Linked DNA regions of Homo sapiens: region 1 is linked to region 2. The links are chromatin contacts, found by Hi-C or POLR2A ChIA-PET in ENCODE. All regions are on one chromosome and are shown on one strand. The core of a region is the stretch at or near the end of the contact, and the rest is flanking DNA. Distances in the headings are between cores, read along the strand shown. Region 1 overlaps GALNT6 (polypeptide N-acetylgalactosaminyltransferase 6). Region 2 holds the start of SCN8A (sodium voltage-gated channel alpha subunit 8).

Region 1 (5,591 bases), core at 1,588-4,087, 220 kb before region 2:
AAGTACAAAATTCTGACAGAGGCTCTCAGATGCCTCCCTCAGTTTCTCCACCCTCTCAGCCACCATCTTCCAGAGCTGCAATTCCACAGCTCCATTGCACGGTTGTTTTCCAGTGTCTAGGATTCCCTGTCTCCCAGGCTCTTCACGGTAACGTCGATGGGTGGGCATACACAAATGGTGACTCCTTGCTTGCTGGATCAGCAGCAGGACATCTGACTCTAATCCCCTTTGTAACCTCCTCTGCAGATAGAATTCTTTAAGGTGAAAACATGCCCAGCAGCTTTTTAATTATATTAAGAAAATACTTGCACCAAGCACCTACCACGGACCAGGCACAGTGGCGAGCCCAGCCGGCTTGACCATTTGTCCTAAGGAACAAACCACCCAGAAGCAAGGCTGACCAGGAAACAGGCAATTCCAGGGCAGGTGATCCATGATCTAACAGAGGTAGTGCTGGGGTGTGGGTCCCAAAGAAGGGCCAAATCTCCTGGATTTGAGGAGCGGGGAAAGCTTTTTGAAGGGAAGATGTCTCTACTGAGACCTCCAGCTCCTTTCAAAGAAGAGTTTTAGTTCATGGCCCTGTAATTTAGTCTGAAATCCTCAGAGCATTAACAATAGCTCTATTCTGGCTGGGCACGGTGGCTCACTCCTGTAATCCCAGCACTTTGGGAGGCCAAGGCAGATGGATCACTTGAGCCAAGGAATTTGAGACCAGCCTGGCCAACATGGTGAGACCCTGCCACTATTAAAAATACAAAAATTAGGCCAGACGCGCTGGCTCATGGCTGTAATCCCAGTACTTTGGGAGGCGGAGGCAGGTGGATCACCTGAGGTTGGGAGTTCGAGACCAGCCTGACCAACATGGAGAAACCCTGTCTCTACTGAAAATACAAAATTAGCTGGGCACGCATGCTTGTAATCCCAGCTACTCGGGAGGCTGAGGCAGGTGAATCGTTTGAACTTGGGAGGCAGAGGTTGCAGTGAGCCGAGATTGCACCATTGCACTCCAGCCTGGGCAACAAGAGCGAAACTCCGTCTCAAAAAAACCAAAAACAAACAAACAAAAATTAGCCAGGTGTGGTGGCGCACACCTGTAAACCCAGCTACTCGGGAGGCTGAGGCAGGAGAACTGCTTGAACCCAGGAGGTGGAGGTTGCAGTGAGCTGAGATCATGCCACTGCACTCCAACCTGAGTGACATAGCAAGACTTGTCTCAAAACAAAAAACAAACGAAGAATAGCTCTATTCTGAAGCAGTCCATCTTGAAACATACCGAATTCCAAACCTTACTATGTTTTACTAACTGCCATTTTGGTTTATCTCTGCCACGGTTCTGTTCTGTGCAGAATGGAGTTGCCTGCAGTTTCAGATGTGGGGGACAGATGTGACAATTGTGTGTCCTTTTCCTTTTGGACTGTGGGATCAGCCCAGAGCTTGGGCCTTGCTCTGAATGCAGCATTCTACAAACGGCAGGTCCTGAAATTAAGCAGCTTAGGGGGTTGCATGCAATTGATCTCCCACAAATGCACGCACACAATAACCCAGCACTGAGCTGGAGTGTGTGCCGGTGTGGGTGAGGTAGGTGTCTTCATGGTGACTTCTTTATTTAATCTTCTCTATGATAGTTAACAACTCTATGAAACAGGGAGTATTGTCCCCAGTGTTTATAGATGGGGAAAGTAAGACTCAAAGTGACTAGCCCAGGGTGGCAGAAGCACAAAGGGCAGCAGCAGGATCCTAGCCAGTCTGCATGTGAGGACTCCCCACCTTCTCCCTCCAGGGGAAGTGAGGCCATGGAATTTTTTTTTTTTTTAATTTTTTAATTCTGGAGCAGATTAAGATCAGAAGGCCAAGGACTTAATGCACCTGAGTTTCAAGGTGGTCTCTTGACCACCAGTGAGGCCACGGACTTTTTTTTTTAAATTTTTTTATTCTGGAGCAGATTAAGATGAGAAGGCCAAGGACTTAATGCACCCGAGTTTCAAGGTGGTCTCTGCTTCCTCTCGCAGTCACCCAAGGCCTTGCCATTTCCCTGTGTGTGAGATCCCGGGAGGGAAAGGGAGAGAAAGGGGTTTGTTGAAGCTGTTCTTTAGTCACTGTCCTGGAGAGTGGCGCCTAGGAGAAGGAAAGTCTCTATAATTTGGAATTTCAGCTTTTTCCTTCTTTTTTTTTCCATGTTTTTTTTTTTTTTCTTCTTTTTTTTGGAGACAGAGTCTTACTCTGTCGCCCAGGCTGGAGTGCAGTGGTGCAATCTCGACTCACCACAACCTCCACCTCCTGGGTTCAAGCAATTATCCTGCTTCAGCCTCCCAAGTAGCTGAGATTATTGGCACCTGCCACCACGCCCCGCTAATTTTTTGTATTTTTTGTGAAGATGGGGCTTCACCATGTTGGCCAGGCTGGTCTCGAATTCCTGACCTCAAGTGATCTGCCCGCCTCGGCCTCCCAAAGAGTTGGAATTACAGGCGTGAGCCACTACGCCCCGCCCACTTTTTCCTTCTTCAATCCTACTGGACAGACAGGTGAGGTGATTATGACATGGCGCTCATTTATGAATGGATTCTTCAGGCAGTCATCTGAGGAGGGGGCTGTATCTTACTTAACTCCAGGAATGAGGCCTCTTATCTCTGGGGGCCAGGACCTCAGGAATCAAAATCAGCCTCATGCAGCAGCCTCAGCCCAGCACTCACTCCACAAATGTCTGTCAATGTGCTGCCAGGTGCCAGATGCTGTTCTGGGAAGGGAGGGGCCTGGTCTGGGTCCTGCCCTTTGAGACTCATAGTGCACCTGCAGCCCCGGGTGCTGGCCCTGACAGGAAGGAGGGAGGAAGCCCAGGCTCCTCAGCATGGCTGCTGTGTTTCCCCGAGAGCTTGCCCAGCTCTGCGCACAGGAAGTTCACGGTAGTGGAGATAACCCACGGACAAAACATCATAGGAAGTGGGTTTTGTGGTGAGAGACAGTGAAGCACTGAGCTGTGAACCTCAGGGGGGGCCCCGAGCACTACAAAGCCCTTCTCCCACGCCTTCCTTCCAGTCTGGTGAGGCCAGACCCAGGGATTCTCAGCCTGAGAGGCTTCCAGCCTCTGGCCTCAAGCCCTTCTGGGGAGACAACTCCCCTAAGCAATGCCCCTCGTGATACTCCACCTGTTCCACCCCCAGACCTACTGGACAGACCCAGAACTGAGGAGACTGGAGCTGAGCATAGCTGTACCGGTGAGCCCAGCCACACACTCATGTCCCCGCCGTGACAGCCTTCCAACTTAGGTTCAACACCCCACCACCCCAACCAGCTTCACTCCTCACAACTCAAGTCCACAAGACCCCTGGGATGCCAACACAGACACCGCACTCAGTTCCATGATCTGAAGTATCATGCAGATGGCTCCCAGGGATTCCTTCCTGACCTTGCCATCTTCACTTGGATGTGGAACAAAATGGAAAATTCAACATATGCCCAAAACAGGCTCTGAATTTCCCCTGCAAATCTGCCCCCCAGTCTCCCTCACGTCAGTACACGGTGCCAGCATCCCTCCAGCTGCTCTAACCTGGAAGTCATGCTAGAATCCCCCCTGCTGTCCCCTTCCACAATCAGCACATCTGCAGGTACTGCCAGCTCTCTCTCTCATCCCCACAGTCACTGCTTTTCTGCCTTCTATACCACTCTCCTCAATCTATTCTTGACACGGCAGCTACTGTGAGAAGTAAAATTCTCTCTAAAAATCATAAATCAGATCATGTCACTACAGCGGCTTCAAATTGTATTTAAAAACAAATCCATGGTGTTTCCTTATGGAAAGGTATGATGGTTCCTTAAAAAAAACTAAAGACAGAATTACCATATGATCCAGCAATTCCACTTTTGGGCATATACCCTGAAGAGCTGAAAGCAGAGACTTGGATATTTGCACACCAATGTTCACAGCAGCATTAGTCACGATAGCCAAAGGCAGAAACAGCCTCAGTGTCCATCAGCGAATGAACGGACAAACAAAATGTGGTGTATACATACAATAGAATAGTATTCAGCCTTAAAAAGTAAATTCTGGGCCGGGTTTGGTGGCTCACGCCTGTAATCTCAGCACTTTGGGAGGCCAAGGTGGGTGGATCACCTGAGGTCAGGAGTTCGAGACCAGCCTGACCAACACGGAGAAACCCTGTCTCTACTAAAAATTCAGAATTAGCCAGCACGTGCCTGTAATCCCAACTACTCGGGAGGCCGAGGCAGGAGAATCACTTGAACCCAGGAGGTGGAGGTTGCGGTGAGCCAAGATTGCGCCAATGGGCAACAAGAACGAACTCCATCTCAAAAAAAATAAAGTAAATTCTGACAAATGTTACAACATGGATGAATCTTGAAGGCATTATGCTAAGTGAAATAAGCCAGTCACAAAAGGACAAATACTGTATGATTCCACTTATGATAATCAAATTCATAGAGACAGAAAGTAGAAGGGTGGTTGCCAGGGGTTGTGGGGAGGACAGCGTGGAGAATTCATGTTTAATAGGTACAGAATTTCAGTTTGGGATGACAAAAAATAAGTTATTGGCTGGTTGTGGTGACTCACGCATGTAATCCTAGCACTTTGGGAGGCTGGGAGTTCCAGACCAGCCTGGTCAACATGGTGAGACCCCATCTTATTAAAAAAGGGAAAAAAAAAAGTTCCGGAGATGGTTGCACAATAATGTGAATGCATTTAAAATCAATAAACTGTGGACTGAAACCGTGAAGATGATACGTTTTATGTCGTGCCTTTTACTACATACACACATGAAAAATCCAAACACTGTCGGTGGCTTACGGAGGTCTCACAATTTGGTCCCGCTAGCCTTTTAAAAAATTATTATTATTATTATTATTATTATTATTATTATTATTATTATTTGAGATGGAGTTTTGCTCTTGTCGCCCAGGCTGGAGTGCAATGGTGTGATCTCAGCTCACTGCAACCTCCGCCTCCGGGGTTCAAGCAATTCTTCTGCCTCAGCCTCCTGAGTAGCTGGGATTACAGGTGCCCACCACCATGCCTGGCTAATTTTTGTATTTTTAGTAGAGACGGGGTTTCTCCATGTTGGCCAGGCTGGTCCCAAACTCCTGACCTCAAGGGTTCTCTTGCCTCGGCCTCTCAAAGTGCTGGAATTAACAGGCATGAGCCATGGGCCCGGCTCCTTACACCCACTCCACCAGCACTCTTTCTGCTCCCTGGCTTACTTTGTTTAAGCCACACTGTCTTCTTTCTGCCTCATTAACAAGTCAAGCCTCAGGCCTCTGTGTTGGCTGCTCCCTTTGCAGGGAGTACTAAGAGTAGTCTTTCCTGGCTACTCCGGTGAAAAGAGCTCCCTAATTACTCACTCACTAACCCATTGCCCTGCATTCTTCTTTTTTTTCCCTCTAATTTAGTTAAGCTGGTGGAGTGTGCCAGACAGGGAGGGAACCCTGGCTGCTGACCTAGCCACTCAGGAATGAGGTCTGTGCCCTGGTTCTGACTCAGAGGTGGGGAAGAAAAAGCTCCCCAGCTCAGCACGCGGTCTCCTCCCCCATGGTATCAAATGCCCTTAGACTCACTCTCATAGGGCTACTACTGGGTGCCTGGA
Region 2 (5,554 bases), core at 649-3,148:
CCAGGAGGATTTACAGATGACAAGTCCATGAAAAGATGTTCAACATCTTTAGTCACTAGTGAAATGGACGACAGACCCACAGCGAGATAAAACTACACATCTATTCAAATGGCTAAAATTAAAAAGACTGATCACTCCAAATGTTGGTGAGGATGTAGAACAACTGAAATTCATGTGCTGCTAGTAGGAATGGAAAGGCACAACCACTTTGGAAGGCAGTTTGGCCCTTTCTTAATATGTTAAATATACACCTAAGACAGGACTCAGTTATTCCATTCCTAGATATTTATACCCACGAGAAACGAAAGCATATATATCCATACAAAGACCTGCACACGAAAGCTCATAACAGCTTTGTTCGTAACGGACAAACATTGGAAATAACCTAAATGTCATCAACAGGTGACTGGATAAACACATTGTGGTGTATCCCCATAAAGAATACTACTAAGCAGTAAAAAAGAACTCTTGATAGGCAACGACTGAATAATCTCAAAACGATTATGCCGAGTGGAAGAAGCCATACAAAAAAGAGAGTTTGTACTGTATGATTCCATTTATTTAAAATTCCGGAAAATGCAAACCAATGTACAGTAATAGAAAGAAGATCAGTGGTTGCCTGGAGAGGGTGTGTGGGGGCGAGCGATGCAGGGAGTGATTACAAAGAAGCACACGGAGAAATTTTTGGAGGTGATGGGTGTGTTCATTACCTTGGTGGTGATGGTTTCATGAGTGCACACATAACTCAAAATTGTACAATCTAAACACACGCAAATATACCCCAGTAAAGCTAATTTTAAATGTATTGTAGAGGGCACATTATGTGATAAGCATACCATGTGCCTGGCTGTGTTAGCAATGTGTGAAGTGCATGCTCCCCGTTAGTACAAACAAGAAGTTTATAAGGTTGCTACTGTGACTGTTTCCTTTTACAGACGAGAACACTGAGGTTTGGAGAGGTTGTTACACCCTTTTTCCCTCTTGTGATTGGTGGTAGGAAAATATTAAGTAGAGGAGAGACACAGTAAAGTGCCAAGAGCTCTGGCACTCATTACCTAGATCCTCGCGAGGGTGGAGTGAGCGGTCGAAATGCTCATGCCTACTTTACAGATGGACAGACTGAGGATCGGAAAGACTGAGGTGGCCTGGGGGCTGTCAGGGAGGCAGCGCCTCCCCGCTCCTGGCAGCAGGTCCCTGTGGGCTGAAACACGAGCCTCCACCTGCCGCTGATTGACTTCTCGTTTTTTCAGTGGGCCCAAGATCCTGTAAATTGAGTTCCCTGCGCTTTTGGATGTCAGAAACTTCACTGAGCGCGGCACTGTTGGGGGGCAGGAGAAAGGTAAGACTTGGCACTGACGCGGGCCACAGAGCACGCGGGTCACCACGACAGCTTTCGGGTCTCGCCGCCCGGCGCTGGCGAGCAGCCAGCCAGCGTCTCGCGGCGGGTCCCGGTCCTCAGCCCGCGGCCCCTCCCGGCGGCTCGGCGGGGGCGTAGTGGAGGCGGGCCCGGGGACGCTCGCTGGCGCTCCCGCGCGGCGCCCCCTGCCGGCGCCCTGTTCCCTCTTGCCCCTGATCCGCTCCCGGCGGCGCGGAGACGCGAGTCTGAGAGCCTGCGGGCGGGCGGCGCGCTGCAGGCGAGCGGGCGAGCGGGCGCGCCCTGCAGGGGTAGGTGGGCCGCGGGGGCGCGGGCGGGCGGGCGCGAAGCGCAGGGAGGGGGCGGGGGCGGTGGCAGCGGCGCTTGCGGGCCGGGGCCGGCCCGGGCAGGGGGCGCGCGCGGAGGGGTAGGCGCGGGGGCGGGGCGGGCGGGGGGCCCGGCAGTAGGGGCGCGCGCGCGGTGGCGCGCGGCGGGCGCGAGTCATCAATTATGCAAGGACTCGGGCGGTGCGGGGGGCGGGCGCGGGGAGCGCTCCAAGATGGCGCCCACCGCAGTCCCGCCCGCCGCATCCTCGGCGCCTTTGCAGTCCGGCCGCGCCTCCCGGGCCCCGCGTTAGGGCCGCCGCTGCCTCCCTCGCCGCCGCCGCTGCCGTAAGTCGCCCCAGAGCCCCCGCCCTAGCGCTGCTTCCTGCCCTCCGGGTTTCCCTTCTCGCCTCGGGACCCTTGAGCGGGGCTCGCCCATCTCCAGTCAGGGGCTTTGCCGCAGAGTGCGCGGCGGGGCTCCAGGGGCCGTGGAGCTGGGGCTCTGCTCTCCTTGTTTTGGACAGGTGTTTGGAACTCTTGCTTCCTTCTACTGTGTGTACCGGGGGTCTCTTAAGAGAACTGAGGACCACCAGTCCCCACCCCGGACACCCTGCTTTCTCCGTCTCGGCTACAGTGAGGGACACGGCCCGTCCTTGGTGCCCCTTCCGCGGTGCAGCCCTCCATCCCTCCCTCAGTGCCGGGCAGAGTTGGGGCCCCTAGCCGGCTTGCACTGGGAAGGGCAGCGCTGTCGGGATCTTCCTACAGCAGCCCCTCAGCCCTCCCCCTCCCCCATGTCTTACTGCATCCTTCTCCCTCAGCCGGCTTCACACTGCTAAAAACTGCAGAAGCCAAGGGCTCCTGGGTTCTTCCCGCAGCCAGCACTCCCGACTCCCTCTGTCCTTTACTCGGATGCGTTCGTCCCCCTCCCAACAGGGTGCTCTGGAGTTGTGATGGGGGCTCCCGGGACCTTCCTCGGCAGGCGAGGATTCCTGCATTTGGAAGCACATCACTTTGAGAATATCCCCTTCCCCCATCCCACCCCCACCCCCACCCCCCACCCCCACGCCACCCGATGCAGAGCTTGTTCCTCTCCTCTCCCTCCCCCACCTTACCATCAGCAGCAGCACCCTTGGCTTCTTGTTAGCGTTGGGGTACAGGACTGTTTGCCCAGCTCCGTGGGCTTGGACCCTCCTCTCTAGTTCTCACTTGGTACCTTGGGGCACCGCAAAGCCTCTGCAGTTTCTCCTGAGAGCTCAGCTCCATCCCCTCCATTGCCAGCAACAACCACCGGTGGAGACTTGGCTAACTTTCCAGGGGTTAGCCAGGACTGTCAGACCCTTTCAGGGGCCCCAGCTTCGAGTTGGGATGGAATGGGAACCATTTTTCAGCCCGATAAATAGGATTCTTCAAACCATGCATTCCATCCGACTACTCCACCCTATGCCCTCTTCCTCACTTACACTGCAGTTTTTGAAGCATGAGGGAATACATTTTATGTCCGGAGATTCCAAGGTTCTGCATCAGCGTTCATAATAAATGGATGTCATCTGTTTGGGGGGAGGGTAGAAGAAACTTTGGATTGCATCTGGCTAAAGTCAGGGGGAGGGAGAAATAATTAGCATGGAGCAAGCTCTGCCACACAAGGAAAACTGCTTTTTATGCACAGTGGGCACCAGAGAGTCAGGGATGGAAGCAGGAAGTGTGGGTGGGGGCCATGGGGGTAAAGGGGGAGAGTGCTTTTTATAACTGTTTTCCCAAGTTTGAACCTGGAGAGCCTTTAGAGAGAGGTAGCAGTGTGTTAGGGCTGGGGGATGTTTTAGCTTTCCAATGGAGATTTCGGGTGTGGTAGGTTTTTCACTGTCTCAAAATCCCTCTGCACTTCTCTTTTCTCCACGTGCATTAGAAGATGTGGAGGGGGGGATGTTGTGCTTTTATTCTTTTCTCAAAAAAAATTTTTTTTTTGATTTGTGATGCAAATGGCTGGATAACATTACCACACGGTACCATCCTGGTAGGAATCTTGGGGGAATCAGACTTAAAATGCTGAAAGCTTTATAGCACATTACATGTAACCTGGTTCTTGAAATACTGCAGCATTTTTCTTTGGAGCTCATGACCCATAAGGCCTTCATTTCTCCCTGAAAGAGGATTTGGTTGCTGGTTGGTGAGGTGGTGGTTGTGGGTAGTGATCCTTTGGTGTTCAGCACGCATTCCCTGTCCTAGAAATTGAGGTCCTCCCTGGAGAGGGCTGCAAGCATGTTCCGTGTTCTCTGAACATCTGATTCAGGGTATATGTAAATGTGTTGTGTTTCTGAGTAGAGCTGGTGGTGGGTATTGCAAAGCAGTTCATAATGGTGCAGATCAGTTATTGGTTTCTTGGCTTCAGTTTGAGCAGCTTTGGTTTTCATTTGGGGTTTTGTCAACTTTTATCAAAATCTTTGGAGGATTTTGTTTTAAATTAATAAAGGATAATCAAGTGGAATACTGCATCCTTAAAAACAACCATACGGTTGCTGTTGCTTTCCTTGTAGGACCCTTAAGAATTTTTTCTCCTGGTCCAGCTTTGGGTTGCCTGTGTTTAGGCTTGTATTCAGGTTTCTTGCTGTGGTGCTGAAAGGACAGTTCCCCGACCAGTTCTGCGGCGAAGTGCACACACACTGGACATGATTGAGTTTTTTTTTGCTTTTTATTATCAGCAGGCTTTCTCGTGGATGTGTATGTACATGCGCAGCTGGGTTTGTACTTGAGGTTGAGGCCTAGTTATCATATTTTATTACTCCCACATAACTCTTCATTTTGGCTGTCCCTCATGGAGACAATGTTTTACAGGCTGCAACAGATCCATATGTAAGCCATAAGTGACATTTTGCTGACTGCATTATTTCAGCACACTTCAGTCATTTCAAATAGCAAGCAACTGTTAATATTCTTGGTCTCCACAGGAAGTAATCCGATAGCTGGCTAAATTAAACTGGATCAGGAGAGCGTCTTCTGTGGGTTGATTTGAATAGTGAACTGGGAAAGGCACTTGACACAGCAGAGGTCAGTATTACTAAAGTCGATTTATCCAAAAAACTATTTTAAAATCATAAAATAGGAAGGAGGCCATAAAATTCACATGGTACCACCTCCCACCCAATACAGGAATCTCCTTTATGGGAGATCTTTGCTTTGAATACATCCGTTGGTAGGGAACTTACTGCCACATAACGTAGCTCATTCCATTTGGATTCCACTGTGATCAAAGTATTTTAATCTCATTGAAAAGGTAATATACATAAAGTTGAAAGACATATAAATTGGAGCTATATCGGGGTAAATGCCATTCTTGTGCTTGTTTCCAAGAAAAGATTGAGAACCATTTTTCTGTAGAGAACATACAAGAAACTTGCACTTACTTGAAAAGAATGCAAAAATAGAGACATGTCCACCTAAAGCAAGAAAAACATTCTGTGAATGGAAAGAAAAATAATTATCTTTAATGTGCTGGTATTATGTAACAAATTGTTCTAGAAGGCACATGCTTGAATTAATGAATATTTAATTCCTATGGATTATGTCTAAGGACACTAAAGCTATACTATATAGAAAGCGTTAAAAATCCAAAGTATATCCAGAGTGAGATCAGTTACCATAATTATAAAAATACATACTTATTGCAGAAAAATTTTAATATATGTAAAAACAGGGAAAAAGTCATCCTTAGTTTTACCATCCTTACCATCTTTGCTTCTACCATAAGCAAAACAATTATCTGTGTTTTATTATGTTTTTCCAGTCTTTTTTTTTCCCATAGAGAGGGAAAGAAGCGCTTGTAAAGTTATCCAGAATGATAGTATTTTAAAACTGAGCCCTTTAAGCTCTTAATTTTATAGTT

The links. Hi-C counts contacts between places; a loop is a spot of excess contacts on that map. ChIA-PET counts read pairs that join two places held with the same protein, here RNA polymerase II (POLR2A). Pooled maps may share reads with other maps.
Region 1: a pooled map shows a loop between it and region 2 (7-fold over the local background). The contact joins the enhancer-like site here to the promoter of SCN8A in region 2. A Hi-C loop is called at or near these places in 8 of 50 pooled maps. POLR2A ChIA-PET finds 5 or more read pairs at or near these places in 2 of 52 experiments (BJ and activated T-cell).

What each region holds. Positions count from the first base shown.
Region 1 is chr12:51,366,219-51,371,809 of GRCh38, forward strand. The region is part of intron 4 of GALNT6 (polypeptide N-acetylgalactosaminyltransferase 6); the gene reads right to left. Among named protein-coding and RNA genes, the nearest start is that of CELA1, 22 kb to the left of the region's middle. RefSeq lists enhancers at 3,108-3,257, 5,096-5,591. Within about 2 kb of position 2,838, at least 7 of the 41 ENCODE cell types and tissues checked have a DNase peak (open chromatin) inside an H3K27ac peak, as active enhancers do.
Region 2 is chr12:51,589,335-51,594,888 of GRCh38, forward strand. SCN8A (sodium voltage-gated channel alpha subunit 8) reads left to right here and starts at 1,899. Exons shown (of 27, transcript NM_001330260.2): 1 at 1,899-2,025. RefSeq lists a silencer at 1,402-1,651.